2 separate regions of the Homo sapiens genome follow, and region 1 is linked to region 2. A link is an interaction called in ENCODE POLR2A ChIA-PET data of the cell type or tissue named here. Cell type or tissue: Caco-2. All regions are shown on one strand. Links, peaks and the distances in the headings refer to the core of each region. The heading gives the core; the rest is flanking DNA.

Region 1 (2,903 bases), core at 305-2,804, 160 kb before region 2:
ATTCTGTTTCTAAAATAAATAAATAAATACATACATAAGTAAATGAAATGTAGATACAATCATTTAAAGATATTGAGCACAGTGAGTTTTCATAAGCTGTGTTTAAATGGGAGGTAGCAATGGTACCAGCATAAAAGCCAGCTTTGGCCAGGTGCGGTGGCTCACTCCTGTAATCCCAGCACTTGGGAAGGCTGAGGCGGGCGGATCACTTAAGGACAGGAGTTCGAGACTAGCCTGGCCAACATGGTGAAACCCTGTCTCTACTAAAAAATACAAAAATTAGTCATACGTGGTGGTGGCCACCTGTAATCCCAGCTACTCGGGGGGCTGAGGGAGGAGAATCACTTGAACCCGGGAGATGGAGATTGTAGTGAGCTGAGATCATGCCACTGCACTCCAGTGCACTCCAGCCTGGGCAACAGAGTGAGATTCTGTCTTAAAAAAAAAAAAAAGCTAGCCTTTCCCGGGCGGAGGATGCTCACTGGAACACAGAGCCGGACAAAAAGTGGCCAGTTGGCAGCAAGGAGACTACAATGTTTGGAGAGGAGGGGTATCAGGTGGTGATGGGGGACTTTGATGGGCTGAGGGGACTTCTCTGAGTGGAGAATTCATCAGGGGCTGGTGCTTCCTGAAGACAAAGGCTGCTGGGGCCAACTGGGATTTACTGGGCTTTAGCTAATCCTTGGTTTGGAGACACACAGATTACCTGTCTGGCCTATTTGTTAATGTGTTATACAGAGATGAAAACCCAATAAAAGAGAGGCCTGGGAGAACAGAACTCCTGTGAGGTGAGAGGCCCCCTCCCCAATGTAAAGCTGATGGCCACTCTGAGTGGGTCTTGCTTGATGGATAGTTGGCTACCCAAGGAGAGAGAGAGGGAGGGAGGGAGAGAGGGAGAGAGAAAGGAGAGAGAGTTGAAAGGGAGGGTAGCACCCAGTGAGGGCTTCCAGTAACCATTTCAGAAAGGAGTCGATGGCACAGATGGGAGAACTGCAAAAAAAATTTAAAAAGAAAGAAAAAAAGACAAACCAAAAATAAAGGAGTCAAGAGGCAGGCGGGGGAACCAAACCTTGTTACACCTGTAAGATTCTTGATTATGTGTGGCTTCCTCAATCGTGTTGTTTATATTTTCCACGTCTGTTTCCATGGTGATTAGCAGTAAATCAGTAGCAGCAAAGCAATAAAAGCTTTAAAATAAAATGTATTTGTCTTTGGGGAGCAGCAAGAAAGGAGGAGCTGGGGAGGCTGGCAAAGGTACCTCCCCAAGGAGAGGAAAGCAGGCTGGTTCCAGGACCCACTGCAAGAAGGTGAAGGAGATCTAGACTTGGCAGCAAGCTTGGGTGGAGGAGGATCCTTGGGGCTTATTTAAAAAACAACTACAACAACGAAAACCCCAGCCCTTCTATTATTTTGCTTGTCCTTCCATTGTGGCATTTATTTCACACCTACTTGGAGATAATAAATTACCCTGTGGTCTGGGTGCGGTGGCTCACGCCTGTAATCCCAGCATTTTGGGAAGCTGAGGCGGGTGGATCACTTGAGTCCAGGAGTTTGAGACCAGCCTGACCAACATGGAGAAACCCCGTCTCTACTAAAGCTACAAAAACTAGCCGGGCATAGTGGCACACGCCAGTAGTCCCAGCTACTTTGGAGGCTGAAGTGAGAGGATTGCTCAATCAAGCCCAGGAGGCAGAGGTTGCAGTGAGCTGAGACTGAGCCACTGCACTCCAGGCTGGGTGACAGAGTGAGATTCTGTCTCAAATAAATAAATATGTAAATAATCCTGTGATCATTTGCTTTTATATTTTCAGCTAGATGTAAGAATGAAACCATGTCTCACGTGTTCCTATATTCCCAAGCAGCTGATACAGAACAGGGCATGTTTCAAGGGCTCAATATATTTTTCTTTCTTTTTTTGGTTAAAAAGAATCTTACTTCTATATACATATGTATAATGCATAAATGTGCCCTTTTTACTTCCTCTTTTTGCTTGGCTTCCTCCTCCCCATCTTCTCAAAGTCATACAATCATATGCAAATAGAATGCACACATACATATATAGATTTTTTTGTCTATATATATTTCAAAAAATATGATTATATGATATTATACACTTTTCTGCCACTTGCTTTTTTTTTTCCCTCAACAATACCTTGGAAATCTACCAAGCAAACTTCTGCAATACAATCTCATTCTTTTTTTTTTTTGAGATGGAGTCTCACTCTGTCGCCCAGGCTGGAGTGGAGGGACAAGATCTTGGCTCACTGTGGCCTTGACCTCCCAGGTTCAGGTGATCCTCCTACCTCAGCCTCCTGAGTAGCTGGGACTACAAGCACAAGCCACCATGCCTGGCTAATTCTTTGTATTTTTTTTTATAGAGATGGGGTTTTGTCATGTTGCCCAGGCTGGTCTTGAACTCCTGTACTCAAGCAATCAGCCTGCGTCAGCCTCCCAAGGTGCTTGGATTACAGGTGTGAGCCACCATGTCTGGCCCGTCATTCTTTTTAATAGCCAGAGGTGTGGCTGTGCTATATATAACTTATTCAAGGTGTGGCTCAGCTGGAGCTCCTGGATTTCTGGAGCTGATTGTTCACATTTCTTTCCAACCTGGCACTCAGTGACATCAGGCTGGTAGCTTGAAATGAGGCATGACGGGAATATTCACATCATAGAAATCTGCAAACACTGCAAACCAGGGCTTTTTCCTGGTTTTAACTAGCATACCACTCGGTGCCTATTACTGGGTTTTAATTTGTTTCTGTCTTTTTTCCTCAGGGATGGGGAGAAGAATGGCCAGTACAAACAATCCTAATATGTATGTGTGTGTGTGTGTGTGTGTGTGTGTGTGTGTGTGTGTGTGTGTGTGTGTGTACGTATGTATGTATAATCTCTTGGCATTTGCT
Region 2 (2,903 bases), core at 90-2,589:
TGGAGCACCATGGGCTGCAATTTCACACTCCACAGCACATTCCCCCTAAAGCTACTTTCTTTTTTTTTTCATCTAAGACCCCCTAATTTCTGCTTCCTCGCTCCCTCCCTCCCTCCTGCTCTCACTCTTCTTTTCCTGCTTTTGTTCCCAATATTTGGGCTCCCTGCGTGAAGCCCGGGGGGCCTGACTCCCAGCTGGCCCCGCCCGCTCGGTCTGTTGGTCCTGTGGAGTCCAGGCGCACGTGCTGGGCCTTTATCCTCCAGGATCCCTCCCCCTTTAATCTAGCTTCCCCTCACAAGAGGTCTTTGCGACCTGCCCAGCCCTTCACAGGCCCTTTGAGGAGCAACAACAATGCAAGCCACTTGGCCACCAAAGCTGCCTCTTAGTGGCACGGGCCAGCCAGGTGGCTACCGCCCATGGGCCACTCTACTAGGGAACTGAAAAAATAGCGAAGCTGGGAGAAACCCAGCCAGCAGGTCTAGAGAGTAAGAGTGAAGGTCCTGTCCAACAGAGAACAAGCTAAAAGGGCTAGGAGCCCCGTGAGGCCCTGGTACTTCTGGCTCAGACCTGGACACAGCCTGTACCGCCTCCCTAGATACCCATGGACCTCCTAAAGGGGCCACTCACCCCACAGCCTACAGGAAAAAGTGACAGCCACTACATACACAGTCCCTTTGCTTCTTTGAGACTCAGTTTTCTCACCTGTAAAATGGGGATAATTACGCCTGTCTTGTCTACTCCATGGAGCTAATCAATAGGCATTTTGCAAACCCAGACATTTCTCTAGTAGATTATGGAGTAAATGGCCAGCTTTCTGAACTCTTACCCTTTCACAAAGAGGTAAAGGAGGGATCTGAGTGCTAAGGTAGGGCAGGAGGTGGCGTTTTCCACCCAACTTCAATCCTATAAAGGTTACTGGGGATTCCTCCCCGCGCCGCCTTCCTGTTTTATTTTGTTTCCCCTTCTATTGGCTATGCCACACCTGTCCAGGTTTATCGTTCTTCCCTCTGTCTATACCTCCTGCCACTCCTCCATTCCCACTTCCTGCACCCCCCTCCCAACTGCACCAGCGCAGCTGCTAGAGGATCGGTTAAATTCCTCACTGCCCACCCCCCAACCACCACCACCAACAGCCGGGTTAATTGTGGCCTCAGGCGCGGTCCTCTTCAGCCAGTCCGCCAAAACCGTCGGGAGGAGCTGGCCCATTGGCGGAGACCTAGGGAAGGAAATCCCGTCCGGTCCGGTTCCAAACAAAGAAAGTTGGTTCTCCCAGGACCTGCAGTTAATCAGTCAAAGCCAGAGCGGACAGGAGACGGTGGGGAGAGGCCTGGCTGGGAGGAGGCTCGAAGGAGGGAGAGACAGGAGGGGAAGAAAGAGGACCTTAGAGAGTTGCCGAGGGAACTGAGAAGCCACCACCTGTCTCTGGGAGGCCTGAAGAGGCTGGTTTGTGCGAAGCCGAAGTCCCCACCTGGCCAGCTGTCCCCTCCCCTCCTCCCCTAGGCCGGGCGAGAGAGTCGGAGGGAGGCTGAGTGTCGCTGGCGAAGTAATGATTAACTCTCTTAGCAGCCGGCCCGGAGCCCGCGGCCTCATCGGGCTGTGGTCGAGGGAGACGGTGCAGGCTGACCCAGGACGTCCCCGGCGTTACCTCCACAGTCATCGCCGCCGCGACCGTGGGACCTGCGGAGGGTGGGGGCAGGCGACAGCCGGGGGCGGCCGAAAGGGAACGGAGAGCAGGGCCAGGGAAGCACACTCCAGAGGCTGGGAGACCAGAGGGAGCGAAACAGCCACAGCCGAAATACAGGGAAAGGAAGGGTCCCCGCGGGTGAGCGCGCGCGACCGGGCCGCGCTGGGCAGAGTTGGAGAGGGGCGGGAGGACCCGCGCTGAGTTTCCCAGAGTTGCGAGCCGGCACCAAATCTACCGTCTCGGATCCATCCGCGGCGCGCCCGCCTTTCCTTCCTCCTCTCCCAGCAGCTGTGTGGATGTGAGGAGCAGGCGGAGAGCGCGCCACAGCCGGGAGCTGGTAAGGCAGGGGGACCCGCCAGAGAGACTGGGAGGCCCAAAGGGCAGGGCCGCCGAGGCGGGGACAGGCTGCGAGGTGGCTGGAGACAAAGGACCCGAACGCAGGGGAGAGGGGACCAGGGGCGAGAGCGGCTGGCTGAAACAAGGAGAGACCCGAGGAAAGGGGCGTCGTGGGACCCGCCTGGGTTTGTCCACTCCTGCCACCTCCGCCTACGTCCAGCCTGGAGCCAGGACGTCCCAGGGGTTCCTGGCCCGCCGTCTTGGGGCCTCGGGTCGGGGCTAGGGCTGCTGCTGAGAGTTGCGGTGGCTATGGGGGCCGTGTGTGTGTGTGTGTGTGTGTGTGTGTGTGTGTGTCCGCGTGCGCGCGCGCGACGGATTAGGCCCTCGGGGAAAGGGGGAAGGAGGGCCCTCTCTGTAGGGTGAGACCCCTGCCCCAGGCGACTGCCAGCCTCTGCCCTCCAAGGTCCAGAGCCATCCGTTCCCCGAACTTGAAACAAAAGGGCTGAACTGAATCCCTCAGGAGCCAGGACAGGGTCTCTTTCTGGAAAAAATGCTTTGGTTTGAGACTTGCATCTCAAGCGTCACCTACATCCAGAATTATTTCTTAACTTTGTGTAACTGTTCCTAAAAAAGAAAAGCTGCAAGGTAAATGTTGGAAAGAAAAAAATCCCTCAGGTTCCAGGAGTTCGCTCCGCTAGGTCTAGACGGGCTGGGAGGTCTAGACCCGCGGATAACGAATACATTGAAGAAACTGATGGAGGGAGGAAGCCCCTTTCAATTTCTGAATCAATTAAGGAGAATTTCTGATGTGTCTCTTTGGGGGCTGAGCGTCTGGATGAGGGGATCGTAGGAGTGTGCTTGAGTGTTGTGAGGGTGTGTAAAA

The links. ChIA-PET counts read pairs that join two places held together with the same protein. Peaks named below come from ENCODE experiments on the same cell type or tissue, not always from the same donor. Only the 100,000 strongest peaks of a DNase experiment are listed, where the experiment ranks them.
Region 1: POLR2A ChIA-PET joins it to region 2 with 19 read pairs; 3 of 35 experiments call an interaction of 5 or more read pairs at or near these places.

What each region holds. Positions count from the first base shown.
Region 1 is chr10:100,893,857-100,896,759 of GRCh38, reverse strand. No RefSeq gene overlaps it. Among named protein-coding and RNA genes, the nearest start is that of SLF2, 18 kb to the left of the region's middle. In Caco-2, for the core only: no CTCF peak of the experiment used is centred there; no DNase peak of the experiment used is centred there.
Region 2 is chr10:100,738,486-100,741,388 of GRCh38, reverse strand. It overlaps a transcript of PAX2 not described here. Among named protein-coding and RNA genes, the nearest start is that of PAX2, 5.6 kb to the left of the region's middle. In Caco-2, for the core only: no CTCF peak of the experiment used is centred there; a DNase peak (open chromatin) is centred at 1,538; H3K4me3 peaks cover 1,474 bases.